Linked DNA regions of Mus musculus: region 2 is linked to region 1. A link is a loop called in an ENCODE intact Hi-C map of the cell type or tissue named here. Cell type or tissue: left cerebral cortex. All regions are shown on one strand. Links, peaks and the distances in the headings refer to the core of each region. The heading gives the core; the rest is flanking DNA. Region 1 overlaps Gm29443 (predicted gene 29443). Region 2 has its middle 20 kb from the start of Ceacam15.

Region 1 (15,529 bases), core at 7,692-10,191:
TGTACAGTACGCCAAATTTTGTTGGAAGGATTCACGATGAACCTATTTCTATAAATTTGTAAAATTAGCATAATCCCAGCACTTAAGAGGGAGAGGCAGGAGGACTGGGAGAATTCGCGGCCAGATTGATCTTTGACTTGCAATAGTCTGGGTACTCAAAGGCAGCACAGGAAACAGAGAAATCCTGCCTCAGAAAGCAAAAGAGAGCAGGGAAAATGAAATAAATTTCATGTAAATTTGAGTAAAGCACAGATCTCAGCTTGTTTGCCTGTTTGCTTTTGGTGCGGGACAGGTAAAAGGCAAGCTCTCTACCAATGAGAGAGGTTTTTGTTTTGTGTCCCTCCCCCCACCCCACCCCCACCCCCACCCCCACCCCCGCCCCCAGGCAGAATTTTACCAAGTTGTTTAGGCTGGTCAGTCTATACAGTTCTTTCAGGCTTGAATTTTCAGTCTTCCTGCTTCAGCCTCTGCTGATGCTGGAGTTAACAGGTTTTGGCCACCCAGCTTTATTTTGTTTGAGATGGAGTATTTTGTAGCAAAGGCTACCTCAGACTCACTATGCAGCCAACACTGGCCTTCAGCTCCTGATCCTCCTGCCTTAAGCTCTCAAGTAGTGGGATTACGGGTGTACATGTCCAGCCATCCTAGCCTGTAAATAACAGAACAGTGTGAGATCATCTCTCAGATGCCTCTTAAGAGAGAACTCTTATGCTAATCACCATGGCAACTCTTATAAAAACTTTGTTTGTTTGTTTGTTTGTTTAAGATAGGGTTTTATTGTGTACCTCTGGCTATCCTAGAACTCATTCCATAGATCAGACACTGGCCTTGAATTCAGAAATCCTCCTGCCTTTGCCTGTTGGAATTTAAGGTGTGTGCCATCATCATCCAACATAAAGAAGAAAACGTTTAGTTGGGGCTGGCTTACAGGTCAGAAGTTTAGTCCATTGCCATCATGGTGGGAAACATAAGGATGTGCAGGCAGACATGATGCTGGAGAGTTTTACATCTGGATCAACAGACAGCAGGGAGAGAGAAACAGTGGGTCCAGCTTGGGCTTTTAGGGACCTCTAAGCCCAGCCCCAGTGACACACCAACTCCAACAAGGCCACACCTCCTAGTAGTGCTATTCCCTTTAGGTTTATGGGGGGCATTTTCATTCTAACCACCACAAGTACTAAATGTAAATGGATCCGCCTGTAAATACTCTCACACATAACTCTGTTGTATAGCAGTTTCCTCAGAGTTTGAAACATTTCATTCTGAATGGAAACAAAATAGCTTCAGGAAGTCCCTGAAACTGACCGGATTCACTAGGTCTCTCTCTCCCAGAGTACTAAAAGAAGACTGAGAGAGACCAGCTGTCTAGGAGAGGCAGGATCCAGCAGAGGTGCTTGGAAGAGGTTTAGACCAATGTATTGAGCAGCCTGCAGGTTGTGCAGTGTGCTTTAGGGTCTCAGCTTTTGTGACCTGTCACCCATGCTGGGGTGGGCTTTGATGATAAATTTCTGCTCCTGAAAGTAACCTCTCACCTATAGTCCTGTAAGTAATTTCAATAAAATTCATGGTTCATTAAGTTGGACTTTGGTATATCTATACTTTGGTCTCCCATGAATCCCTATGTGGGGTGGATAGATGTGTGTGTTGCCTCTCCCCAGGAAATGTTTTGTCATACAAGTTCAGCCTTCTGAGTCTTAAGTGTTTGTGAGATCCAACCCTGATACTCTGTGTTAGGATAGAACATTGGTTCTCATGGTCATGCTGCCAGATTCTTGTTAAGAGTGTATCATCTTTGCCACATATAAAAATAAAAGCCTATAATTCCAGCGGATAGGAGGCTGAGGCAGGATTAAGAGATTCGTCAGACCAGGGGTTAGAGATATGCCTCCTTGGTCTTAGAGCACTTGTTGCTTTTGGCAGAGAACCTGAGTTCAGGCCTCAGTGTCGGGCTGCATGCCTGCCTGGCTGCTGGAATGCCAGTGGTGCTCCAGGAAGACAGGATGCATGGAATGAAGACAAGGATCTCTAGCCAGGCCAGAAGGAAAGGTTCCGAGGCGCTCTGGAATGACCTGAACGGCCAAAGAAGTACAGCTCTCCGAGGGGAAACCTAGGCAGGGCAGGCAGCCAGCTCTGTTTCATTATTGTGGCAGCCTCAGTGCTAGTGGCAGCTGTGGACAACCAGACGAGCTGCTGTGGACAGCCAGAAGCTGGAGCCAGAGCCACTAAGCCACTAAAACAGCAAACAGCAGCCAGTGGAGCAAGCCTGGCCTGCTGAGTGGAGCTGAGGTCCAGCAATGAATGCTTTGGGAGAAAAAACTCTTACCTAGAGTGTTACAGCGCAATAAAACAGCCACCCTCGGGTGATTCTTGGTGAAATAACGTATGCACTTTATTCCATGTTGATAGGGACCATTTTGATAGGGATGTTATAAATAAGCATTTGGGGATAGAGTGGGATCCAGGGGTAGATCCCTTGGCTCAGTCTGAGGTGTTAGGAATGCTTTATTTGCATGGGGAAGGACTTCAGGTGTTGTCCCTAAGTGACTGATTGTCACGGCCCTCTCGGTGGGGTGTGGTGGTTTCATGTTCCAGGACAGGTAGTGAGAGACCAAATCTTTCAAGTTCAGACTCCCATTTTAGAGAACCTGGCCTAAGTTTAAACTCGGGCAAACTAACAGGCCGGTACCTAGCATTAGTTTTCAAGTTACCCCCAACAACCCGAGCTTAGCTTGAGTCTCTAGGCTAACCTCCAACAAGATCAGCATCTCCAGGTTATTTCCTCAACGAACCAGCACCCCCAGGTTACAAGCCTGCCCCCTGTCTAATGACCAAGAAAACAGAGGAAAGCAGAAATTAAATTTATCATATGACTCCCAGCACCAGCCAATTATGTTAAAGGCCACAGTAACTTCTCAATTAGATGCTTACACACTTATCTCACTGGCCCACCCCAGCCCTTGCTACTTACTATAAAGCCTTGTCCGGATAGATGCTTGGAGCTCCTCATCACCAAAAACCGTCCTCCATGACAGCAGGGCACCGAGGGGCCGGAGCTAGCTCAAATGAAGTAAGAAGGCCCTACTGTGATTCCATCAGATCGGCTCCTATCTGTTCTTTGGGGATCACGTACATTTCCCTGGCACTACAGCAGCACCTGGCCAGTAGCTGGTTCCAACGCATGCCATTTTCAATTATGAGATTTACCGGGGATTTTGAACCTGCACCAACCTTACCAGTTCTGTCTGGTGGCCCCACACCCCAGCACTTACATGGTGGCTTACAACCATCCCTAACTCCAATTCCAGGGAATCCAATACCCTCCTCTGGCCAGGACTGTACACGGTGCACATACGTACGTACATGCAAACAAAAGACGCATGCACTTAAATCCTTGACAGAAGAGAGATCTATGTTAGCTCATTCTGTGCAATGAGATGCTATTACAAAAAACAATGAAACATCGATGAATAAGTTAATGAATGAAGTTACTGTTCAAAGAGCAAGTTTGATATATCTTCCCAAGGGAGTTTTACAGAATGGGTGCTCCAACTGACTTCTTTCAAGGTAAGTGTCCGTGTAGGTGGGTGCCATGGCATGCCTGTAGATGCCAGAGGACAACTTGGAAGTCAATTGTTTCCTTGTTGAAGGGGTTCCAGGAATTGAACTCGGGTCCCTGGGCTTGTGTGGCTAGCACTTTCTCTAGATAAGCTCTCTTACTTGCCTCACTCATTGTTTTGTTTTAGGGTCTTGAGAAGAGTCTCAGAATGGACAGGCTTGAAGTCACTATGGAGCTGTACTTTGTACTTTGGTTGTCTCGACTCCGTCTCCCTCGTGCTGGGATTACAGGCATGTACCACCATGCTCAGCTCTAATTAATGTGCCCTTACAAAGTCATTGAAGACTTTTAGGGCTGGGGACCTAACTTTCTTGATAGAATGCTCGCCTACCATGCCTGAAGTCCTGGTGGGCCACACCTCTAATCTTGACCCTTAGGAGTTACTGGCAGGAAGGTCAAAAGTTCAAAGTCATTTTTCACTACGTATTGAGTTCCAGTCAGCCTGGGATACATGAGACCCTGTCGAGAACAAAAGGGGTGGGGGAGGGGAGGGAAGCAAGGGAGGGGGAAAGGGGAAATTTCACTTGCTCCAGAATTTCTCAAACACTTCCTATTGGCCATTTTCCCCTTTTTTTATTTTATGTGTTTGGGTGTTTTGCCTAATGTATGTCTGTGCACCTTGTATATGCCTGCTGTCTAGAGGGGCCAGAAGGGTGTGTTGGATCCTCTGGAACTAGAGCTGGCACAGGGGTACTGGGAATTGAACCCCAGGTTCTCTGGAAGACCAGTCAATGTTCCCAACCACTGAGCCATCTCTCCAGACCCCAAAGTCAACCTGAACAGTTTGCTACTTTGTTTGTTAGACAAGGTCTTTTGCTGGTCTGGAACTCTCACCAAGTAGACAGACTAGACCAGTAGCAGGCCAGTTTTCCATGGCTAATCTTGGTTGTAACCTCAATTGAGCAATGCCTTATCAGATTGACCTGTGGCCAAGTCTGCAGGGCATTATCTTGATTGCTAATTGATGTGGGAGGGCTCAGCCACTGCAGGTGGTGTCACTCCAGATGGGGTTGGGGGATGGGGGTGGAGACTAAGCTATATAAGGAACCTAGCCTTCTGGGAGCCTGGAAGCAACCCAGTAGGCAGCATTCTTCAAAGGTCTCTGCTTTAGTCCCTCTGTCCAGGCTCTAGCCTTGAGGCCCTCCTTGGCCTCCTTTTAACAGTTGACCTGTAAGCTGAATTACACCTTTCCTCCCCAACTTGCCTTTTTTTTTAAATTAGATATTTTCTTAGTTTACATTTCAAATATTATCCCCTTTCCTAGTTTCCTCTCTGAAAATCCCCTATTCCCCCCCCCTACTCCCCCTGCTCCCCAACCCACCCACTCCCACTTCCTGGCCCTGGCTTTCCCCTATACTGGGGCATAGAATCTTCCGCAAGACCAAGGGCCTCTCCTCCCATTGATGGCCGACTAGGCCATCCTCTGCTACATATGCAGCTAGAGACACGAGCTCCGGGGGTACTGGTTAGTTCATATTGTTGCTCCTCCTATAGGGCTGCAGACCCCTTCAGCTCCTTGGGTACTTTCTCTAGCTCCTCCATTGGGGGCCCTGTGTTCCATCCTATAGATGACTGTGAGCATCCACTTCTGTATTTGCCAGGTACTGGTATAGCCTCACAGGAGACAGCTATATCAGGCTCCTGTCAGCAAAATCTTAAAAATATGGAACGCTTCATGAATTTGCATGTCATCCTTGCTCAGGGGCCAGGCTAATCTCTATATCGTTCCAATTTTAGTATATGTGCTGCCGAAGCAGCACCCCAGCTTGCTTTTAGCTGGTGATTTTGTTGTTGTTTTTAGGATAGAAATTGGTACAGAGGATAGGCGTTGCTGCAGGCAGACCTGACCATGTGCTGTTTGTGCTTTAGAATGTTCTTCAGGAGAAAGGAGGAGGATTTTCAAGCTTTGGGCTGGAAAAGCCACCGCATGCTCAGAGCTCAGCGAGCTGTTGTGTGGACTTGGAAGATAATGCTGAGAGCAGTTCTTAAGCAGTAGGCCTGACTTGTAAAGTGCTAGCGGTGGGAATGGGAAGGTAGAGAGGGTCGGGATCCAAGTCTCTGTCATGACCATTTGTGTATAATGTATCTGAATTAGGAATCTGTCATTAGGACTGGGAGGTGGTGGCACACACCTTTAATCCCAGCAATAATGAGGCAGAGGTAGGCAGATCCATGAGTTCAAGGCCAGACTGGTCTACAAAGTGAGTTCCAGGACATCCAGGACTACACAGAAAAACCCTGTCTCAAAAGAATAGGTAGGTAGGTAGGTAGGTAGGTAGGTAGGTAGGTAGGTAGATAGATAGATAGATAGATAGATAGGTGTCCCAGAATGATGGACTTTCCAAGAACAGCTTCCTACCTTCCTTCCTTCCTTCCTTCCTTCCTTCCTCCCTCCCTCTCGCTCTCTCTTTCTTTTTAAAAAAATTAAAATTAAAATTTTATTTGTGTGTGTGTGTGTGTGTGCATGCATGTGTGTGCGTGTGCATATGCACATGAATACAGGTGCCTACAGAAGCCAGAAGAGGCTCTGAGAGCCCTTGAACCTAGAGTTGCAGGCCATTGTGAGCCACTCAGCCTGGTTTCCAGGAACCAAACTCTAGGCCCCTGGAAGAGCAACAAGCATTCTTAACCACTGAGCTCACCGACCACCACCACCACCACACCCCCCACCATCCTCTCTCTCTCTCTCTCTCTCTCCCTCTCTCTCTCTCTCTCTCTCTCTTCCTTTGAGACAGGGACTCCGTAGTGGCCTTGAACTCACAGGACTCCTCAGACTTAGAGCACTGCAGGCAAGAACCACCACACCTAGATTTTGGGGACTCAGGATAGCATTTTCATACTGGTCATGTTGAGCAGCCTTTCCCTTCCCTGCCCTATCTCCACCCATCTCCATATGTGCCGTTGGAATAACATCATCTCCGATGTGCTCTTCTGAATCTTTTGTCTCCTACTTGTAACCTTGGGCTTTTCTACCCTCACCCAGTTCCCGGATAATGACTTGGAGACTTGTGTTTTATAAATAAATGCCTAGGCCATAGACTTTGGCTTGTTTCCCAACTAGCTTGGAACTTATATTAAGTTTATACTATTCTATGTCTGCCACATGGCTGGTAACCTCAGTTTCATATGTCCAACTTCCAGAAGAGGACATCAGATCTTATTATAGACAGCTATGAGCTATCATGTAGTTTCTGGGAATTGAACTCAGGACCTCTAGAAGAGCAGCCAGTGATCTTAACCTCTGAGCCATTTCTCTAGTCCTGATATATATTTTTTTCATGTTTGCCTTTTGACTCCCAGGCTAGCATCTAACTCCGTGTATCACCTGTACCTTAGTTACTTTTCTGTTGCTGTGAAGAGGCACCATGACCAAGGCAGCTTAGAAAGGAAAGCATTTAACTGGGGGCTTGCATATAGTTACAGAGGATGAATCCACGGTCATCGTGGTGGGGAGCATGGCAGCTGACATGGAGGCATGGTGCTGGAGAGCAGTAGCTGAGCGCTTACACGCTGGGGCAACAACAGAGAGAGAGAGAGAGAGAGAGACAGAGACAGAGACAGAGACAGAGACAGAGACCTTTATATTTCTTTGCAAAGCTTTTGACCTTAGCTTGTTCCCCAACTAGCTCGTAACTTATATTAACCTGGTTATGCTATTCTATGTCTGTCACATGGCTAATACCTCTCCTCAGTTTCATACATCCAACTTCTGAGTCTGGGTGGTGAATTCCTGGGCTCTCTCTCTGGCTCTCTCTCTCTCTCTCTCTCTCTCTCTCTCTCTCTCTCTCTCTCTCTCCCCAGAGTTCCTCTCTCTCTGCCAGGTGTCCCATCTTACTATCCTGCCTTTTGCTATAGGCCATGGCTTTTTATTTGAACCAATCAGGAGGTGCCTTAGGTAGGTAAAGAAGGATAAACACACACCTTCACACAGTGTACAAAAGTATCATTCCAACACTTACTGATGAGCCATCTCTCCAGCCTCCGTTTGATTTCTTGAGACAAAGCATCCTATATCCCAGACTTGAGACAAAGTATCCTATATCCTAGACTTGAGACAAAGTATCCTATATCCCAGACTTGAGACAAAGTATCCTATATCCCAGACTGGCCTCATACTTGCTCTGTAATCAAGGAAGACCTTGAACTCTTTAGATCTTTTTGCCTTCAACCCCAGCATTCTGGAGGCAGGGGCAGGAGGATCATCACAAATTATAAAGTGTAGCCTGGTTTACTTAGTGAATATCAGGCCAGCCTGGTCAACATATCCAATGAGTCATATTAGCGGCATACAATTTACTTTTATTTTTTCATTTTTATAGTTTTTGGTTAGACAGTATCTCCAAGTACAAAGGCTGGCCTTGAACTTCTAACACTTTTGCCTCTGTGTAATCAGTGCTGGAATTATAGGTGTATATGGCTATGTTCTATTTCAAGCTCACAATTTATCATTAATGTATTTTATCATTAATTTATTTAGTTTTGAGACAGGGTCTCTCTACGCAGCCCTGGCTAGTCTGAAACTTGCTTGCTATGTATACCAGGCTGGCCTCAAGCTCAAAGGATGCCCATCTCTGCTTCTGGAGTGCTTAAAGTCCAGGGACTTAAAGGGATTAACGTCCTCTGTCACCCCCCTTGGCTATTCCTATTATTGTTGACATGGAGTCTCCGTATGTAGGTCCGGCTGGCTTTGAACTGAACCTGGAAATCCTCTTGCCTCCTATTGAACATTTGGTCACTTGGTTTGTTTCTGTGGTCCACCCCTGTAATCACAGCACATGGGAAGTTGAGGCAGCAGGATGAGGACACCAAGGGAGTCCTCCACAATAAACCTAGTTTTAGGCATTTCTCGAGTATATGGGAACATGTCTGAAAACAAAAACAAAACAAAACAAACTAAAGCCAAAACAACAACATTGCCAGCAGGGTGAGTGTTGTGGGGTGGGGCAGATTGCTGCCTGTCTGGTGGCCCGAGGCAGGGAGGTCACAGAAGGGCTGGGCTGGCTTATGAATAAGAAGGAAAGGGGCCCCTGTTTGTTTCTATTGCCATATAACATTTCACTGAATGAACATACCTTATCTTTTCACTTTATGCTTCACGTGGGAGTTTTTTAAAAAATACACCAGCCAGAGTTTATTGTAGGTTCCTCTGCTTTCCCCAGGGACAGAAGACAGGCTCGTGCCCAATGAACATAATCAACAGCTAACTCAAATGTACCCCTAGCTCAGAGCTATTAGCTGAAGCCGCACTCCTCATCGCCAAAGAATCCCCATCAGGACCAGCAGCAGCCTGTGGGAAGGATCCAAAATATCTGATGCCTAGACCCATTCCAGACTGTGGATTATCAACCCAGCCTGATAACCCAGCCTGTGGGTAGCCACATTCTCCCATAGGTGGCGCTGTTTCCCTGTTTTCTTTGTAATGACGTAGAGCAAACCTAAGACTTCATCTGTGTTGGGGAATGAAGGCTTTGCCACCGACCTCCATTGCTAGACCTGTTTTCCTTTGTATGGTTATTTTTACATCTTATTCTCTGATTTTAGTTTATGTTCCCTGAAGTAGAAAACCTAATTTCTTAATGTCTGTGTTTTTTTCCACGAGGATATAAAACCAGCAGAAGATGCTCAGGGTACCACCCAGCTTATGCCCTGCATCTCCCGTTCACAGTCTTTGCCCTACAGGAAGTCCCAGGTCACCTGCGATGAAGGTGTGGACGATTCTCCACTGCAGAGAATGGCAAGATCTCACTCTGGTATTGGTTTTGAGGGAAGGTTTAAAATGCACGGTGAGATAGAAGGACAGAGTATGGAGACACAAATCTACGAAGCAATTATGCTATGGATTGGTGGTGACGAAAGTAAGAAATGTGAGGGAAAAACATTGAACTATTTAATCTACCACTGCAGACTCTTGAGTAGGAGAATGGGCGACTTTCTGGAAACCTTTTATTATTATTATTTTTAGATTATTTTATTTTATGTGTTGTGAGTGGGGTCCGAAGAGGGTGCCAGATATCCTAAAACTGGAGTTAATGGATGTTTGTGAGCCATCATGTGGCTTACAATCACCTGAATTACAGCAAGAGGGGATCAAAGCCTTTGGCCTCCAGAGACATTGGTACTTATATGCAGGAGCTTGCACTCATGCGCGCGCGCGCGCACCACACACACACACACACACACACACACACACACACACACACACTGAAAAAAAATATTGTTTAAAAGTGAAGTTAGACTGAGTCCACGCCCCCTATATCTTGGGTCTCTTCCTCTGCCTCCTTTTTTGTAAATTCTTCTGTGGGCTTGGTGGTGTGCCCCTGGTGAGATGGGAAGACAATGGGACCCTTGGAGCTTGCTGGCCAAGTACCCTAACTTACTCAGTGAAGTTCTTAGCCAATGGGAGACGGTCTCAGAAAAAAAAAAGTCTTAGAAATATCCCCAGGTTGTCTCATGATCTTCATTCTTACCACACAGAAATACACACATTTACACACATAAAATAAATTAAAATATAATATAAATTTAAACTTCACTTTTGGGTGATCTTTATTATCTATTGTGGGGGTGGAGCGCCCACATACCATTGCATGTGAGTGAAAGTTAGGAGACAGTTTTTGAGCATTCTCTCCTTTCACTGTGTGGGTCCAGCACCTCCAACTATGTTCTCAGGATTACAGTGGGGTGGGGGGACGCCTTTATGACTGAGCCCAATAAACTTCACTTTTAGATGTGAAGTTGCTTAGTGATGTAGGCTGGGTTGCCCTGACAGTCCCTGAAGTTGACGTGCAGAACTAATTTATAATCCCATCTGTGAGTTGGGTCTTCACATTCCTGCAGCGCCCCCAGCTCCCGATTATGGTTAAGTGTAATTACCAAGCATGAACACTAGGGGGCAGCTCATCACCACGAGTGTTTCCGAAGACCTACCTGGACTTGACAGGTTAGTAAATTCCATCTGGCTCCCTGTAAAATCACAGGCGTGAGTGTTTGCATTTAGAGCTGGAAGTCAAGTTAGAGAAGAGCCTGTGAAACTTCAGTGTGGTTGCAGACCATTCAAGGTTAATTGGTTAATTGGTTTTAGTTTCAGTCTTTTGTTTTGGTTTTTTAGTAGTGTGTATGTGCCTTCAGGTGGGTACAGGTGGGTGGGTGGGTGTGTACATGAGCGCAGGTCAGAGGCGTTAGATCTGAGCAGAGATGGAGTACACTCTGTCTCTGTAAGGAAGTGGGTGCTCAGAATTATACTGAGGTCCTCTGCAAGAGTGGTCCAGGCTTCTAACCAATGAGCTATATCTTGGCCCCCAAAGGTTCTTGTTTAACAATAGATTCTAATTCTTCTGGTGGAGCCTGAAGACCTCCCGTCCCTCCCTCCCTCCCTTCTTCCCTCCCTCCCTCCTCTACAAGTTCCCCTGAGCAGAAGTGAGGGGCATCTATCCCCTTGGCTCCTAACATGCTGGACTGGAAAGGTGTAGCACTAGACCTGCACGATCTGGCTAATGTGCAAACCATGAGGTTAGTCATGCAGGAGTATTAGATGAGCCCTCACTGAAGAGTATTTAAAGCAAAGCAAAACAAAAAGTTGACCAGTGTTCTTTAAAAATGTTAATGTCGTGCAGGTATGGCGGTAGTAGCTGCATCCTGGCCCTTGGCTGGCAGGAGCTCAGAAATTCCAAGCTACCTAAGGAGACCCTGTCTCAGGCAAAACAAGAACAACATATCGAAGGAGGCAGGGTAACACAACCTATGGTCCCAGCACTCTTGAGAAGGAGGAAGAGGAGGAGGAGGAGGTAGAGGTGGAAGAGGAAGAAGAACCAAGGCCAGCCTGGGCTGTGTAGCAAACTTAAGGAGAGCCTTGGCTACATGATAAGATGGTCTAAGAAAGCAAAACAACAACAAAAGTCAAGACAAAAAACCTGGAGCCATTCTACATCCTACTTCCACAGATATGGGGACATTTTACTTGATTTTTCTGAAGCAAAACATGATGGTAAAGATGGTAAGTTTCAGATGAGGCACAGGCATCAGAGGCCCAAGTGCCTACCAGGTTAGGTCCTCCTCAATTTTTTGTTGTTGAGACAGGGTTTCCCTGTGTGGCCCTGGCTGTCCTGGAACTTGCTCTGTAGACCAGGCTGGTCTTGAACTCTCAGAGATCCTGCTGTCTCTGCCTCCTTAGTGCTGGGATCAAAGGCGTGCTCCACCACATCCTCCTCCTCCTCGCTTTTGAGCATTTTTTTTCTCATATGCTAAGCTGGAGGAAGTTCGACATTAGTTACACATGGCAGCCCTCCTATCTTGTTAGACATCATTAATCGAGTGTGGCCCAGGAGAGGTGTTTACAAGTGAACCAGACACTTGCAAGTCTTTAAAAAAAAAGTGTGTGTACTTTAGTTCCTTAGGTCTATGAAAATAGGACTGGAGGGTGGAGGCATTTAGTCTAGGCTCAGCCAGGTGTGGCTGATTCACTATAAAAGGGGCTGCCTGGCCCCTTCTCTCTCTTGCCTTCTTGCTCTAGTTCTGTCATCTTGCTCCTTACCCCTCTCTTCCCATTCTCCTCCCTCCTCCCTCCACATGCCTCCACAGCCTCCCCCACCCCTCTCTGCCTTTCTCTGTCTATATTCCCTCAACTCCCCTCCCCATGCCTTGAATAACCTCTATTCTATACTATACCGTTGTGTGGCTGGTCCCTCAGGGGGAAGGGATACCTCGGCATGAACCTGTAGAGGCACCCCTTCCACCACACCATACCTCCCCGCCACCAAACATATTCCTTCCCCTCCCTCCCTTATCTCCTTATAAAACACAATCGTGGGAAGCTGAGAAGGAGCAGGTGTGTAGAAAGGGTTTTTAGAGGAAAGGGCTGCACTGATGGGAGAGACTGGAGGTGTAAACAAAAATAGGAAAACCTAAATACCTATAAGACTCCATTTACTACCTCTAAATTGGTTTGTTTTGTGTACTTGACATAAAGTTCTACAAACACACACACACACACACACACACATACACACACACACACACACACAGAAATACACACATATAAAGGTCACAAATGGCCAGCCTATTTAGTAGAATTTTAAAAGATTCACAAAAGGTGTTATAGGGGCCGGAGAGAGCTGATTCTGTGGTTAAGAACGCTTTTATTATTGACAAAGACCAGGGTTCAGTTCCCAGCACCCACCCAGTGGCTCACAATCATCCACAACTCCAGATCTTGGGGCTTTGGCGCCCTCTTCTGGCCTCTGTAGGCACCAGGTACACACACACTTGGGCAAAGTACTCACAGAAAATAAAAATAAAGACATCCACCACAAAAAAAAATCTAAATTGGTAATTCACGATCATTAATGAGAGTTCTGAAAAACTACACATGGGTTCAAAGCATATTCTAAATACAATAAGAAATCTATTTTGAAATCTTTTTTTTTTTTTTTTTTTTTTTTTTTTTGATGCAGAACACTCAGCTTCCGGCGAGAGTTGGAGAGGAAGCGCTCTCAGACCATCACGGGTGTGCCTGGATGCAGGTGCAGTCTCCCATCCTGAACAGTTCTTAACCTGGGGATGAAGGACCGCCTACTTATTTATTGAAAGTACACATTCTTTTTTCAAAGATTTATTTATTATATGTAAGTACAGTGTAGCTGTCTTCAGATGCTCCAGAAGAGGGCATCAGATCTCATTATGGGTGGTTGTGAGCCACCATGTGGTTGCTGGAATTTGAACTCAGAACCTTCGGAAGACCAGTCAGGGCTCTTAGCCGCTGAGCCATCTCGCCAGCCCTATTTTGAAATCCTTTAGAGGCTATAATAAAAGCCAAGATCATTCTAGGAATAACTTTCTACTAAATTCTATGTCAAGGGGAAATAGCAGGTCCTGGTCCTGTTTTAAGGTAAAAGCAGAGGGGAAAAAGGATGTTCTGGGCTATATTCAAATTTCCCGTTTGTAACCAGGCATGGTGGTGCACACCTTTAGTCCCAGAAGAGGTAGGTAGATCTCTGTGAGTTCAAGACTAGCCTGGTCTCCATAGCAAATTCTAGGACAGCCAGAGATACATACAAAGAGGAAGACCCTGTCTCAAAAAAATGTTATTTTCTCCTTTGTAAAGGCTGTGTTCCTCTAAGAGGCCACACTCACCAGGATCATGCTTGGCTTTCTTTTTTCCGCCTTCACGCTTACACCCATGTGCAAACTGCCTTTATTCTATGAGCCAGTCCTAAGATTCATATTGAAGCCTTGAATCCCAGTTTGTCCCGAGCTTTGTGGAACTTCTCTGGCTGCTGAGGGTGTCAAGGGCGAACCGTGCCTCTGTCCCCACCAGGGCCACCATTCCAGAGTGCTCTTACTGAGATCGCTGTCTGATGGGTTTTCCTGCCTGTTCCTGCTGATCTCCCCTGCTCAGCACCACTTGCTGGTTACTTTGGGTTATTTAGCTTCTGTTTCTCCAGCCGCTTAATGCACGTCGATTGCCAATATAGCACCGAAACTAGAACTCCTCTACCGATGGTTCTCGACCTTCCGAATGCTGCGATCCCTTAATACTGTCCCTCACGGTGTGCTGACCCCCAACCATGACATTATGGCGGTTGCTACTTTATAAGTCTAATTTTGCCACGATTATGAAGTGTAACGTAAACAGCTGTGGTTTTCGATGGTGTTTGGGGGCCGTGACCCATAGGTTGAGAATGGCTGCGTAGACTCAGCCATACTCCTCCGTTCCTGGGTTTCAGTAACAGTGCATGGCTTTGAGAGGATGCCATCTCAAGACTTAATTCCACACACATCTGAAGCCAGTCTCTTGCCTCCAGAGAGCAGCCCAGGACTCGATGGGAACAACTTCCCTGATGGGGCCTGTTCGGGATAGCTGTGACCATCCGTCTGTGCAGACTTCCTCTAAACCTGGAGTCCCAGATCTTTGCTGCGTTTTTTTGCTTATCTACCATCTCTGACAATGTCTGTAAAATTAGCTATTTCTGGGATGTGTGGGAAGCCACATGTGCCATTGCAGAGTGGCACTGGCTACTGCTGGCCACCACGCATAAGTTTGGACAAACAACCAATGTGTACATATGCAGTAAAGTTTTTTGCAAAGACACTGCCTGGCCTTTGAGAGTATAACCAATCAGATGTGAGACATGCAAATGAGGTATGATAATGAGGCTCTGTGAGGTACCAGCGTCGTTCTTGCTGGTCGAGTTAGGCGCCGCAAGAGGGATGAGTGTGTGTGTGTGGGGGGGGGGGGGGCGGAGGAGTGGAACGCATCTGCTGACTTCTTCCCCTATGATGGCCTCAGGAAGAGAGAGTTCTAGAACCTCTGTAGCGAATATAGATTTAAACCCCGTGTACTCCTGTCTTATATGTGGCCAACAGAGTATTAAAAAGAAAGTTGAGAAAAACATTTCACCAATAAAGGGATCTCCCCCTCAGATACTTAGCCCTTGAACAAGAGTTACATAAACATATAAACACATATAAAGTTATTTATTTGTTTATTTATTTATTTACAGATAGGGTGTCTCTGGGTAGCCCTGGCTACCCTGGAACTCACACTGTAGATCAAGCTGGCATCAAACTTAGAGACCTGCCTGCCTCTGCTTCTCAAGCCACTGGGATTAACCACTACCCAGTTAAGGATTTTAAAAAATCATTACTGCCTCCTTAAAACAAATGAGCCAGGCAATCCCAGTACTTGGCAGAGGCAGGCAGATCTTTGTGAGTTCAAGGACAGCCTGGTCTATAGAGTAAGTTCCAGGGCAACGAGGGCTGCACAGAGAAACCCTGTCTTAAAAAGCAAAAGCAAAACAAACAAATTGACAGGCTTTTCAAGGTCCGTATCTTGACCAAACCTATGTGAGATACAGGTGGAGGGGCCGGAGAGATGGCTGAGCACCTTTAAATCCAGTTCCAGGGGATCGGATGTCT
Region 2 (15,529 bases), core at 5,763-8,262, 67 kb after region 1:
GAGCATTTAGTGCAGTACACACATGGCAGAGACAAACTGCTGAAGTGGAAATTTCAGGGTTTTTTTGGAGACTCAGTTGTGTCATGTAATATTTTTCTGGAAACTGTCTTATGAGAGAATGGTTTTTAATTTCTTTTTGCTGTTGTTGTTGTTATTTTTTGGTTTTTTGTTTGTTTTTGTTTTGTTTTTGTTTTTGTTTTTGAGACAGGGTTCCTCCGTGTAGCCCTGGCTGTCCTGGAACTCACTTTGTAGACCAGGCTAGGCTCGAACTCAGAAATTCACCTGCCTCTGCCTCCCAAGTGCTGGGATTAAAGTTGTGCCACCACGCCTGGCTGAGAGAATGTTTTTGCTGAAGCAGGCACATGGTGTATTTCTGGATGCTGCCTGGACTGAGGGCATGAGATTCTTTGCTAGAGTAGACACTGAGAGAACACATGATGTTTGGAAAGGGTATGAATATAACCCAACAGACAGTGGATGATGCTGTGTGGTATTGGTTCGCCTTGCCACTCTTTGCTGGTCATCTTTTGTAGTGACTTCATAGAAAGAAGCCACCAAAGAACTTCTGGTGATGTTCCAGTGGCTTCTTGCCAGTTCCTCAGACTTGGGCCAATTGGCAGAGCCTCGAGGTCTCTTCTGGGTTAAATAAACTCCCATTGCTCATTCATGAATGGTGTTTGCAAGTGAATCAAGCTACTGCTGCTGATGTGAACTGAGCTTCTGACATCCTAACAATGCAGACTGAATTCTACCGAAAGACTGTTTCTAAACAGGTTCACTTTCCCTTTACCCTACTAACCTTTCCTTTCCACTACCTCTGGTGGATAGTGGGCTAGAAGGGAGGTTAAAGCATTTAAAAACCATTATTAAAAGTAGGTTTTGAAAAATACAATCCTACAAACTGCAGTGGATTTCAACCGTTCACCCGACTCCACCCTGCAGGAGAAACTAAATCCAAGACCACCAGGTGGAGCCAGGGTCTGGCTGAGGAAGACGTGACATCCTCCAGGAAGCCCTGGCTGCACAGCTTGCTCCATGCTGGACCCCAGATGACCCTGGTTAGATTCTCTCCGAGGTGGGTATTGACTTCCTGTTAGAGCTTAGAGGAAACAAGGCTTTATTTGGTGCTGAAGTCTTCATAGGATGTGGAACCAGCTGTGTACTGCAAGGACAGCCACGTTTAGTGTGAGTCACCAAGACATTTCCTTCTGAGACTCAGCATGGAGATCATAGCTGGACAGGTGCCTAGGATCTTAAACAACTATCCTGGTGGGTGTATGAGATGTCACAGGTCATTCTGGTTTCCCAAGTGAAGGAACAGGAGACACAGGTCCTAGGGAATTCAGCCCGTTTTATTCTCTCAACTAAATGGCAGCTCCCAGATATGCCTGCAGTTTCCTCAATGTTCACCCGGGGGAGGATCAGGACACAATCAACACTCAGAAAAGTATTTGCCCGAGCTAGCAATTTACCTTGCAGCCTGGCTGCCATCCCTGTCTCAGATGACTAAGAGGCCCCTTCCACGAGTCTGTGTGACCTCCTGGCTTCTTCCTATACCTCAGCACAGTGATGTTCCCGGGACCTGTGCAGTTCCTTCTCTGCTGGCATCTTCCATGAGTAAAGACAGGGCGACCACAAGGGAATGGCTTCCTGGATAGGGGAGGGAGGGCATGGGCTGACTGCATGCCCAGCTCAGCCAACATGGGGAGTTAGAGTGCCTCCTAGAAACCTTCCGTAGTAAGATGGAGCCACAGTCCTCTTCCAGGAGTAAGTGTCCTCTTCTTTAAACCCTGAATGTAAAACCCAGACACATCGTGTCTCTAGCGGCATATGTATCAGAAGATGGCCTAGTCGGCCATCATTGGGAAGAGAGGCCCCTTGGTCTTACAAACTTTATATGCCTCAGTACAGGGAAACGCCAGGGCCAAGAAGTGGGAGTGGGTGGGTAGGAGAGTGGGGAGGGAGGGTCTGGGGGACTTTCTGGATAGCATTTGAAATGTAAATGAAGAAAATACCTAATTTTTAAAAAAAGCTGGGAGCAACAAACAAACAAGCAAACAAAAACAGAAGAAGTGTATTATAAAAAAAATTTTTTAAACCTAACATACCCAGAGTTATTTAAACCTGTTTGAGTTTTATGTCTGAGACTTTTCTGAATATTATGCAAATATTACTTTTTTATTAAAAAATGTTCAGCGTATAGTAGTAAAATATAATTATGAGAAAAACAAAAACAAAAAACAGCAGACACAGCCGTCCCTTGGACTCTGCCCTGGACCATAACCCTGACTGGTGACTCCAGTTATAACGGACCAGTCCAATTCTCAAGTTGCTCCATGCTTTGTGTCTGTCACCCTTCTGCTGGGAGTAAATGCCACCTTCCCATAGCATTGAGGACACAGATCAGTCTAGGGGTCCACATGGATCTCTGTGCCACCAGGGCACATGGGAAGGACAGGATGGTATGTGCCTGATCCAGATAAACAGAGAGAGAAAGAGAGAGAGAGAGAGAGAGAGAGAGAGAGAGAGAGAGAGAGAGAGAGAGAGAGAATATAAATATATACATATATTTAAACCAACCAGGGATACCAAACACTCTCATTAGCACCAAACTTGAGATGTTTATAAGTAGCCTGCAGATTCCCGTCGACCTGAGACACTCACCCATTTATCCCTCCATTGGATTTTAAGTCTTTGGCAGGCAGTCAACCTCCCCAAAGGATCAACCTAGCCCTGTACTCACAGTGATCTACGTCTAGTGGCCTGGAAGACAGCCTGACAGGGCAGCTGGGTGGTTCAATGAGGGGTGATTGGAACTGCAGAGGAAACTGCTTTTTGTTCCTGTTGGTATTTATTTATTATTTTTTAAAGGTTAGAAACTGAAGACACGGGGAGTCTGGAAGATTCAGTCAGTGACAGAATCTTCCCAAACACCATGACTGTGAGTGGAGATCTGAGGACAATGGGGGTGAGCCATGGAGACGTCTGAGGAGAGAGCTCCTCGCAGAGGAAATGACACACTGGGGGAACTGAGGACATGGAGGCCATCTTGCTTTTATCTACCAAGTAGGACAGGCCCCCCCTCACCAGTCCTGCTAGACTGAGAGACAAACATGCCTGCTTAGGACAGAGGCCCCCATCTTCCCATCTATTGTTGGCTTTCTCTCTCTTACATTGCAGCCCCACTTTTAATCTACTGGAGCATGCCTGCCACTGCATAGAACAGCAATGATGTAGTGTCCCGAAAGCTGCTATGGGAGAAAATGTTCTTTTCCTTGTTCATAATCTGCCAGAGAACCTTGGAGCCTTTCCCTGGTACAAGCCACCACTTCCAGCTAAGATCTTTGAATGATGCCACATGTCACAAGAAGGTTGGGGCGTTCATACAGAGGACACCAATGGGTCTTTGCTGGGTGACTAGAAGATCACTCAGGAGGAGCATGGATACTGCATTCTATGAACCTTCCATATGTGTTTTACAAATGAAAAAATATACATATGAATCTCCATGAACCCAGTGAGAGACTCTGTATCCTCTGGAGGTTGGTGGCACTGATACTACTGTATATACATGTGTCAAGAGTGGCCTGGGTCACCACTGGATTTGTCCTCACATGGTAGATTGGGGGCTTAGGGCAGGACAAGTATTGTGGAGATAAACTGCAATAGATCAGAATCCCTCACCTAACCTAGGGAGAGCAGGCATGTGCCAGACCGAGGATGTCAGCTGGTTTCATCATGAACATGGCTCTGAGTAAGATGCTGGGGGAGTCAGGCAGGGCATGGCTGAGGAAGGCACAGGATCCTCACAGCGAGGCAAGCACCAGGAAACCCTGGCCCAGACCTCTGTCCCAATCTCCTCTCAGATGGCTTTGGGAGCTTTTCTCCAGGGTTGAGGTGTGACTTCCTGCTGCTGCTGCCTGGGAGCATGGTTTACTGTTTGTCCAAGTCTCACAGACACAGGAACGAGTCAGTGCTCCACAGTAGTTAGCCAAGATCATCTGGACAGCTCCTTCTGAGTCTTGGCATGGAGATCAAAGCTGGACAGATACTCAGGACATGTTCTGCTGGGTTGTAAGATGTCACAGGAAGACATGGTCCTCAAGGAAAGGGATAAGGGAGAGATGTCCTCTTGTCAGGTGCTTCTCCTTAGAGGTCCAACCCAGGGGTTTCTCTGCTGATCTGAGAAGCTCTCTTGTTCCAAGGTCAAGTCAAAGGTCTCCTTACTGACATAGCAATGGTCATCTACCATGTGTTCTGTTTTATGGAAACAGATACATAAAAGACAATAGCCCAGGCTCAATCACAGAAGTTATGAATGGCAGATCCAAACAGAAGCTGTCTGTCTACAGCCTCAGCCATGACTCCTCTACCCCAAAGGCCTTATTAGGTGCCTGGGAAGCAGAGAGGGGCTGGTGAGATCTCTGAAGATGAACTACCGTAGGCTTTGATTTTTCAAAACCTACTTTAATTATGATTTTCTAACACTTCAACCTCCCTTTAGCCCACCACCCACCAGAGGTTGGAGAAAAAAAAAAAGGTTAATAGAAAACTGGGGTTGTGGACCTGCTTAGAAATCGCTCTTTGGTGTGATTCCAGTCTTGGTTGTCAGCATCCAGTCTACTAGCAAAACACCAAACATGAATCAGCAGCAGCAGTCCAGTCCATTCGACAAACACCAAACACGAAGCAGTAAGAGCAGCTTGATCCAGAAGAAACCTCGAGGCTCTATCAGTTGGCATCAGTCCGAAGAGGTGACAAGAAGCAGCTGGAATAACACCAGCAGTTCTTTGGTGCATTTCTTTCTATGACGTCATGACAAGCAAAGATCAAAGAAGAAAGCAAGGCGAACCAATGCAAGGGCAGTGTCCACTGCCTGCTGAGTTGTATTTATACCCTTTCCAGACATCAGGCATCCTCCCAAGCATCCACATGCTTATTATTCCATGCCCTTATTCCAGACAACCTCCAGAAAAACACCATGTGTCTGTTCTCAGCAAAACATCCTCTCAAGTGTCCTCACTTCAGTAAACCAACCGGTCAAAGACAGTTTCCAGAAAACTATCACACGACACAACTGAGTCTCCAACAAAACCAGAATTTCCCACTTCAAACTACTGTCTTTTGGTTCCCTCCTCTATCTCTTTACAGAGCCTGCAAACTACAGCCCTTCCTCCAAGTTACAGACACCACAGTCCATGAACAAGGCTCTGTGACTCTGATGTGAATGTCATTTGACACTGGAATCTCCATGCAATGTATCAGCAATAACTACAGTCTGGCTATCAATGAAAGGATGACAGTGCCTCACACAAAACAAACAAACAAAACCAAAAACAGGCTCAGTGTGGTAGTTTAAATAAAATGGCCCCCAATGGCCTACAGGAAGTAGCTCTATTAGGGAGTGTAGCCTTGTTGGAGTGTTGGAGTAGGTGTGTTCTTTTTTTTTTTAAACTTTATCTGCATTTATTTTATGCTGAATTTATCCCCGGGCCATGAGTTTTTGTTTCTTCAGTTTCTTCTGGGATATCTTTTTCTTCTGTGCAGCCTCCTCTTCTGGCTTTGGAACAATCTGTTCCTTCTCAGTGAGGATCATCTCAATGTGGCAGGGGGGGCTCATATATGGGTTAATCCGGCCATGAGCTCTGTAGGTTCGTCGGCGCATCTTAGCTGCCTTGTTCACCTGAATGTGTTCAATGACTAGAGAATCCACATCTAAACCCTTAAGTTCAGCATTTTTCTGCATTTTTAAGCACGTGCAGCAAAAATTCAGCACTCTTTTATGACCACTGTCCCTGTATCCAGCCCCATTGTTTGGCCTGGGTGCATCTACCAACTCTACCATTATACCGCCAGAATGGCACACATTGCTTCTTTAAAGTGACATCCTTCAGATACTTGGTGGCTTTGTGGATATGCAAACCCTTGATGGCCTGGGTAGTTTCCCACGTGTTCTTAAAGTGAACATGAAGGTTTGAACCTCTTGGTTTGCATGATTTTGTGGGGTTTTCTGGGTCAAGAGAGTAGGGAACCATCCTTACAGGTCACCTGTGGCCATTTACAGAGTGGGTGTGGTCTTGTTGGAGGAAGTGACACAATTCCACGGATCCACAATTCTTCAGATCAAGATGTAGAAAACTCTCAGCTCCTCCTCCAGCACTATGTCTGTCTACACGTCGCTGTGATGACAATGGACTGAATCTCTGAGCCTGTAAGCCAGTACCAACTAAATGTTTTCCTTTATAAGAGTTGCCTTGGTCATGGTATCTGTTCACAGCAATAGAACCCTAAGGCTCCAGTATAGACAGTGTCATGGGGGAGAATCAGTGGGAAGTCCCATCACTTTAGTTCCAAAAAGAGTCTCCTAGTCCTCCTACCTGTGATTAGTAAGCCACCCCCTGCATTGTGTGTGTGTGTGTGTGTGTGTGTGTGTGTGAGAGAGAGAGAGAGAGAGAGAGAGGGAGAGAGAGAGAGAGAGAGTTGTATGCAAAGTGGAGAAAAATTACTGTGAGAAAATGAACAACTAAGACACAAAGCCAGACAGCCAGTTTTCATAAATGCCTATTGACCCAGCAGAAAACCTGAAGCAAGAAAAAGCTGAGGACAGGACAAGCCAGGTTGCACAGTGACACTCTGTCTTAAAAGAACAAAACAAGGAGCCAGGAGTGGTGGTGCACACCTTTAGTCCAAGCACTTGGGAGGTAGAGGCAGATGGGTCTCTGTGAATTTGAGACTAGCCTGGTCCAGAGAGTTCCAGGACAGCTAGGGCTCTTACACAAAGAAATACTGTCTCAAAACAAAACAACACAAAACAAAACAAAAAGCATACCTGCTGTTCTTCCACCTACATGGTGGTTCATCACAGCTCTTAATTCCAGTTCCTGGGGGTCCAGCGCCCTCTTTTGGCCTCTTCTGGAGCTAGACACACACAGTAAAATACATGCTAGCAGAACATGCAAACGCATTAACTAAAAGTAATAAATAAAATAAAATAATATTTTTAAAAAGGTCATCAATATAGTAAACAGAATTTTGACGTAGTTAAGAGCACATAGGACCTGAATCAAACATATTGAACTCTCAGAATTCACGGGAACTGATTTCTGAGACCCTCAACTTTCTGTGAGCTGGACATGGTGGTGCACATCCTTTCTTCCCTGCACTTGGGTACAGAGGCATATGGATCTCTGTGAATCCCAGGTCGGTCAGGGCTACAGATTGAGACTCTACTTAAAAACAAATAAACAAAAAACGGTGAATTGTTTTGTATAGCTGAACATATCCTCTCACAAGTTGAATTGTTTTTGCTACCTGAACGCCAGTCGCCCATGAGAAGCTGGAATGATAGGCCATTGAAGTGGACATGTTTCACTGGGCCAAAATGTTAGCTTACAGACGATTCTAGTATGCTCTTCCCAGGGACGTAACAATGGCTTACATCATCATCTGCCCCCATTACCTGCCATTACCAGGTGACAGTGGCTTTTAAAAGGATTGCTCGCCATCCCAGTACTTTCTTTTTCTCTCTCCCTGTTCCCACATGTTCCCAGCCACTCTCTCTTTACCCCTTTCTGTCCTTCTCTGTCCCCCTTCTCTGCTCTCATGTCTCTGCTTCCATCTGTCTGCCCCATCCGTTCTCCAGGCCCTCACTCCTCCCTTCCCTTCCCAAAAAAAAAAAAAAAAAAAAAAAAAAAAAAACCTTCCTTTATACCAGGTCTGTTGCATGGTGTGATTTCTCGGGGGTTGCCTGGGCATGGGCCAGCCAGGTACCACCCCCCCTTCCAAAATATATTTCATAACACATAATATATTCTGAGCAGTCTGGTCTGAAGCTTGTTTTATCCACAGATGGAAAAATCTATGGCACACAAAAGCCCTGCTGGGTTGAATTTCTCTTCTAAGACCAGCTTTTACTGTGTCAGCTTGCACTAAATAACTGAGTTTTTTTTGTTGTTACTTTTCATTTGCTTAAGATTTATTTATTTTATGTATGTGAGTACACTGTTGCTGTCTTCAGACACACCAGAAGAGGGCATCAGATCCCATTACAGATGGTTGTGAGCCATCATGTGGTTGCTGGGAATTGAACTCAGAACCTCTGGAAGAGCAGGCAGTGCTCTTAACAGCTGAGCCATTTCACCCAATCCCAGATTTTGTTTTGTTGTTGTTGTTTCTTGAGACAGCATTTCTCTGTGTAGCTCTGGCTGATCTGGAACTCACAGAGATTCAACTGCCTCTGCCTCTCGTGCTGGGATTAAAGGTGTGAGTCACTATCACCTGGCAATTAACTGGGTTAGTTGGTTGTTTGGTTGTTTGGCTGGTGTCCAATATTTTAGAACACCCTATGGCGTCTTATGTCTGCTTCTCCCCTCGGGGTAGGTAGGCCCATTGCGCCCTGGGCTAGCCTGAATGGAAGGAAGCTTAGTCAGTCTGGGTCGGTGCATATATGGGGATTGGTTAGGAAAGGGGCATTTATGCCCCCTCCGGAGGTGGCCGGGGTCTCTGAGGCAAGGCTTGTGGAGCCATGTACCACGGCTAAGGCAGGGATGTTGAAAGATGCTCCATCTACATACTCAAGGGCTATAAGGTGGAGTGGGGAACCTTATAAGGTCAAACAAGGAGTGAAGACTGAGAACTATCAGTAATACATTCCAGCTAGGGTTAATGGGGGAGAGGGGACTTTATGGCGCCCAATCAGGAGGGGGAGGTATCCGGGACTGGAGCTTCCTCGACCCTTCCTAGGTAACTCTGGGCCATTTCAGTCCCACAATAGAAACATATCATTTCTCACATTAACCATTGTGAAGTTGGGGCGTGAAGTACAGTCATGTTATTGTGTGACCATCACCATTGTCCATTTCCAAACCTTGCTACTAAACCTGAGTGCTGATTTGGCTGTGCCTTTCCATGTGTGTTTCCATGAGTTCTCCAACTGCGCTGGCGTCGGCGTCTATCCATAGTTTGTCTGTGATCATCATTAAAAGACGGTTCACTTTTGTCAGATGTCTTGATTGATTCAGTTATGTGTTATGTACTGCATCAGTTTTGTGTCTTTTTGTGCCAATGTTAAATGTTAAAACCTGACAATAGATCTGCCTCGTTGCCTCAACCTTCATCTTGTAGCTCATGACTTTAACCTGACCTACTGTTTCTGCCCTAACTATGAGGTCATGTTATACTTTGTAACGGGGCCTTTTGGACTCTGGAGATTCCCTCTCCTCCCTGCCTCTACATCCAGCCAATCACCCTAAAGGTTACAAAGCACTGTTTTGTCTACATAGTCTAAATGTTGCAAAGACTGCAAATGCACCGTTCCTGGGTTTTCCCATATAAAAGCTGACCCTGACACCACCCCTGTCGTGGATGCTTGGTTTCCAGCTCCTGGCTGCGTCCTTGATTAATCAGTCTTTGAGTGTGTGTTCAATAAACATCGATATCTGACTAAGACTGATATCAGAATGGTTTGGGTAGCTAACCCTGAACCCCAATACTACTATCTCTGTCAGTTCTGGGCATGTAGGAATCTGTTTTACCGAAGTCACTCCAGTGTGCACATAGAAATTGAATTCTTAGTATTCTGAAGAATGGACAGTAAGGTCTCAAATTTCACTTCCATTGTTAGTAATATTGCTCTTTAACTTATAAACTTAATATAATTAGAGTTTCTCGATATCGTTGGTGATTTTTTGTTTGTTTGTTTTTGTTTTTGTTTTTGTTTTTAGAGACAGGGTTTCTCTGTGTAGCTCTGGCTGTCCTGGAACTCACTTTGTAGACCAGGCTGGCCTCGAACTCAGAAATCCGCCTGCCTCTGCCTCCCAAGTGCTGGGATTAAAGGCGTGCGCCACCACTGCCCGGCAATTTTTACCTTCTTTAACACCCAGATTCCTAACCAAACGTGGCTATAAGTATATCTTCTTCTGGGCAGGAGCGATGGTTCAGCTGTTAAAAGCACATCTGCTCTTATACAGGAATGGAGTTCACATTCCATTGCCTATGACAGGCAGTGTATAGACCTGTGTGAATCCAGTCCCAGGGACTCTGTCGCCTCAGACTTCTGTGGACACCTGCACTCACGTGTGCATACCCACAAAGAACACACTCACATACAACTAAAAAATAAAATAATAATAATAAAATAGCCAAGCCCTGGTGATGCATGCCTTTAGTCCCAGCACTTGAGATACAGAGGCAGACAGTTCTCTGTGAGTTCGAGACCAGCCTGGTCCACAGAGTAAGTTCCAGGATAGCCAGGGCTGAACAGAGAAACCCTGTCTCAAAAAACAAAAAAGCAAAACAAACAAACAAAACCAAATAAAATAGTAAATATAAATCTTATAAAGCAGTACTTCATGGCATTGTGGGTTTTTTTAGATTTATTTATTTTATGTGAGTACACTGTCGTTGTACAGGTGGTTGTGAGCCTTCATGCGGTTGCTGGGAATTGAATTTCTAGGACCTCTGCTCTCTGTGGTCAACCCTGCTCACTCTGGTCAACCTGCTCCCTCCGGTCAACTCTGCTCGCTCCCTGCTTGCTCTGGCCCAAAGATTTATTTGTTATTATTATATATAAGTACACTGTACCTGACTTCAGACGCACCAGAAGAGGGCATCAGATCTCATTATGGGTGGTTGTGAGCCACCATATGGTGGCTGGGATTTGAACTCATGACCCTTGGAAGAGCAGTCAGTGCTCTTACCCACTGAGCCATCTCACCAGCCCATGGCATTGTTTTAAAGAGTGAATGAAATAATCAAGTACATTTTGGAAGAATGCCACATGTGGAGGAAGACTTCAGATGGGCTGACATCGTTACTGTGAGAACCATTAGGCTTGGAGTCAAACAGCCACACCCTCCTCTTGAGTGAGTGAGTGCTCTACCTGCATGTACACTTGTGTGCCAGAAGAGGGCATCAGATCCCTTTGTTGTGAGCCACCATGTGGTTGCCACCAGGAAATGAACTCAGGACCTCCAGAAGAGTAGCCAGAGTTCTTAAGCGATGAGCCATCTCTCCAGCCCCCAACTATAGAAATCTTAGTTCATTGTTTTCAATACTCTATGCTTCCATATTTTCATCCTTATGGAAGAGGGATAAAAGGAGCTGTGTGTAAAAATTTAAATATAGAAGGTTACAACTCTAGAAATGAAAAACTCAACAAGTTGTTTAAAAGCCCACTCTACCAGGTACTTGCAGTGTATCTGAAGATGACCTTGAGCCCATCGGTGGTGGCACACGCCTTTAGTGCCAGCACTCAGGAGGCAGAGGCAGGTGGATCTCTGAGCTTGAAGCTAGCCTGGTCTACAGAGTGAGTCCCAGGACATCCAGGGATGAACAGAGAAACTCTGTCCCAAAACACCAATCAAACAGTCAACTAAAAAACGGAAAATGTCCTTGAACTTCTGATCCTCCTGCCTCTACCCCCCCTAGTGCTGGAATTACTGGCACGTGCCAGCACTGTGGTTGATGTAGTGCTGAGAATGGAACCCAGGAGATGCTAGACACGAGCTCTTCCAACCCAGCCATATCACTTGCTCTATGTACATTTTAACTGATGGTCCAGGCCCAGCTCAGCAAACTCGGGGATTCAAAGAATCTGAAACCCTTCATAGGGGGTATGTGCCATAGTCCTCTATCTAGGACACACAGGTCACCTCCCGAAAATCCAAATGTGAAATTCTTCACACACCACTTCTAGGTCTAATGTCCTGAATTAAGGCCCTGAATGGTGACACAAGTAGTGACGGCTCCATCCCTGTCCCCAGCATCACCCGGTGGGTCCCTTTTTAGCCTTCACAGACAACAGCCACCTTCTTGCTAGGAATGAATCCTACCCTTCCAGAGCTCTGAGAACACAGGGCAGACTGAGTACCTACATGACTCTCTGTGTCATCGGGACATAGAGAGAGAACAAGGCCTGTCAGACCCAAGGCCAGGACACAGTAGCGGGGAGTCTTGGGGTACACTGCTGTCCTCTCGGGGAATGGAGTTGTTTATCAGCCTTGTTGCTCACTGCATGGTGTGGAGGATTGAAACATAATGAGAGAAAAGCTGAGGGGACAGAGAAGTCTGATGGACACAGACCCACCTACAGCCTAGAGAGGCTCCTGCTCAGGAGGAGGCTGAGCGGACAGAAGAGGGGGTTCACAGAGTTGACATGAGAACTGGGTCCAAAGTCATCTCTGCAGAGGAAGGATGAGGGCAGGAATGGCCACGGAGGCCCCCTCTGAACCTTCACGCACAAGGCACACCTGCTTACAGGAGAGGAGACCACTCTGAAGTGGAAACTTCTGGTTTCTTTGGAGACTCTGTCATGTGATGTTTTTCTGGAAACTGTCTTATGAGAGGATGTTTTGCTAAAGCAGACATGTGGTGTTTTTCTGGAAGCTGCCTGGAAAAAGGACATGTGATGGTTGGCTAGAGCAGACACTTGAGAGAGCACGTGATGTTTGGAAAGGATATAAATACAGCCCAGCACACAGTGACGACATTGTGTGGTGTTGGTTTGCCTTCCACTCTACTGGACTTCGCTGATGTGTGGTTCATCTCGCCACGCTGCTGATTTGTTTGTTGTGACTTCATAGAGAAATGCATCAAAGAACTTCTGGTGGTGTTCCAGCTTCTTGCTGTTGCCTTAGACTCAAGCCCATTAGAAGAGCCTCTCGGTTTCTTCTGGGTCAAGCTACCACTGCTGATTTATGTGAGCTAAACTGCTGCTATCCTGACAACAAACATCGGAATCACCCCCAAAAAACTATTTCTAAGCAGGTCTACATCCCCCTTTGCCTTGCCTTTCCACTACCTCTGGTGGGTAGTGGACTAAAAGGGAGGTTAAAGCATTTAAGGATGCTTATCAAACTAGGTTCTGAAAAAATATACACCTACACCACTCCGTGATAGAAGGTGAAGGAGCTGAGCCACAACACTGGGTGGAGTCTCCTAAGAAAGATGAAACAGGAGGAGACTGAGAAGAGCAGACACTCAGCAGAGGGAGCGCTCCATATTCATGAATTACGGTGAGGGGGCAGGAAAGACCCATTGTTCCCCATTCAGTGACACTCAGGGGCATTGAGGGGACAGAGGCATATTGCTTTCCATCACCCTTACAATGGCTGCCACATTTTGCAGACTGATGTTTTCACAGTCACAGGGTGACTGTAAAAAGAGCAATACTTGCTGGCAATCTAGAGAACCTTCTTTCAACTCTCAGACCCCGAGCACGGGGTACGAGGAGAGCACCTACTCCTTCAAGTTGTCCTCTGACCTTCAGGTAGCTGCTGAGGCAAGATGCACCCACTCAAACACACAAAAGGGTGTAGGCCAGCACTCACCCATGCACACACTCACAGACCAGCCACAACATACACACACACCCAACTCAGCCACCATACATACATGCACACACACACACACACACACACACACACACACACTCAACCCAGCTATCACACACACATATCCAAACCAGCCACCACCCACACACATACACACACACAGAGAGAGAGAGAGAGAGAAAGACATACACACACACACTCAACCCAGCCACCACACACACACACACACACACTCAATCTAGCCACCATACACACACACCCTCAATCCAGCCGCCACACAGACACATACACATAGAGAGACAAAGACATAGACACACACACACACTCAACTCAGCTACCACACATTCATTCAGCCCAGCCACCACACACATGTGCAACACACACACTCAACAAAGCCACCACAGATATACATACACAGTGTGTGTGTGTGTGTGTGTGTGTGTATCATAAGTAAATCTAGAAAAAGCTTAAATCAACCTAGAGTATGAAGCACGCTTCATTAGCTTCAAACCTAAAAAGCTCTTAAATAAACCTTAGGCACCTAGGAGGCTGGCACACTCATTCACGCATGTTTTGTTCACTCATTTATTCACGTATCCATTCCTTCATGAGCAGGCATCTGGGTCCTTTTCAGACAGTGGTGAAGCTTCTGAAAGAGTCAGACCAGCTCCTGTCTCTCAAACTGTTCTCAGCCCTGGGTCTGGAAGACAGCTGGTGAGCACAGCTAGACAGTGCAGCCAGAGGCTGACCAGCAGCACAAAGAAATCAGAGTAAGAAAAGAGCTGAAGGTTTTGAGAGATGGTCCAGAGGTTAAGAGGATCCAGGTTCAACTCCCAGCATGAACATGGTAGCTCACAAACATCTGTAACTCACATTCCAAGGGACACAACATTCTCTTCTGACCGCCACAGGCATTCAGGCATGCATGCAGCGCACAGATATACATGCATGCAACATATGTACCAAATAAATAAATAAACTGAGAACATGAAGACCCAGGGACTAGAAGATGCGGTCACTCCCCTCAAACACTATGTGTGTGCACAGAGATTGGGGAGAGTGGGAGGGGATGAACCATGGTGACACCTGAGGAGAGAGCTCCACACAGAGGAAATGACCCACCCTGGGGCACCCAGGACATGGAGGTCATCTCGCTTTCCATCACCACTGAGCATGGTAGAGGGAAGAAGGCATGGCTTACCCGTACCTATCCAGATAGGCTGAGGGACAAACATTGCTGTGGTAAATATTATTTGGGGGTTTCTACCCTACCTTAGATCATTTAGTTCCCAAATAAAAGACACAAACCCTTTAGAATTATAATAAGCCTTAAAACACTAGAGCCTGGCACACAGCAACCCTCAATGATAGCTTGCCCACTTTCCTCTCAATAACCCTGAAATATTATTTGCTCTATTTCTCTCTTTTTTAAAGTTTTGTGAGAAATGATTATCATGCATAACATAAAGAAGCCGTTATTTTACCCTATCCCTTTTCTTTAAAACTTGCAACACATATTAAACTTCCTTAAGAGGTATATTCTTAGGTCCTAGCCAGAGCAATTCGACAACAAAAGGAGATCAAGGGGATACAAACTGGAAAGGAAGAAGTCAAAATATCACTATTTGCAGATGATATGATAGTATATACGAGTGACCCCAAAAGTTCCACCTGAGAACTCCTAAACCTGATAAACAGCTTCGGTGAAGTAGCTGGATATAAAATTAACTCAAACAAGTCAATTGCCTTTCTCTACACAAAGGATAAACAGACTGAGAAAGAAATTAGGGAAACAGCACCTTTCACAATAGTCACAAAAAATATAAAATGCCTTAGTGTGACTCTAAGTAAGGAAGAGAAAGATTTGTATGACAAGAACTTCAAGTCTCTGAAGAAAGAAACTGAAGAAGATCTCAGAAGATGGAAAGATCTCCCATTCTCATGGATTGGCAGGATTAATATAGTCAAAATGGCTATCCTGCCGAAAGCAACCTATAGATTCAATGCAATCCCCATCAAAACTCCAACTCAATTCTTCACTGAGTTAGAAAGGGAAATTTGTAAATTCATCTGGAATAACAAAAAACCTAGGATAGCAAAAACTATTCTCAACAATAAAAGAACCTCTGGGTGATTCACCATGCCTGACCTCAAGCTGTACTACAGAGCAATTGTGATAAAAACTGCATGGTACTGGT

What was found. Hi-C counts contacts between places; a loop is a spot of excess contacts. Peaks named below come from ENCODE experiments on the same cell type or tissue, not always from the same donor. Only the 100,000 strongest peaks of a DNase experiment are listed, where the experiment ranks them.
Region 2: it touches region 1 in a loop (7-fold over the local background); 30 of 42 quality-filtered maps call a loop at or near these places.

What each region holds. Positions count from the first base shown.
Region 1 is chr7:16,619,302-16,634,830 of GRCm38, forward strand. Gm29443 (predicted gene 29443) reads left to right here. Exons shown (of 3, transcript NR_136928.1): 2 at 3,744-3,846; 3 at 13,066-13,342. Gm24708 (a small nuclear RNA gene) reads right to left here and starts at 5,376; the gene lies at 5,274-5,376. In left cerebral cortex, for the core only: CTCF peaks have their summits at 8,994 and 9,194; a DNase peak (open chromatin) is centred at 9,012; H3K4me3 peaks cover 380 bases; H3K27ac peaks cover 334 bases.
Region 2 is chr7:16,688,335-16,703,863 of GRCm38, forward strand. It overlaps the pseudogene Gm8209. Among named protein-coding and RNA genes, the nearest start is that of Ceacam15, 20 kb to the left of the region's middle. In left cerebral cortex, for the core only: a CTCF peak has its summit at 6,913 (motif pointing left); a DNase peak (open chromatin) is centred at 6,897.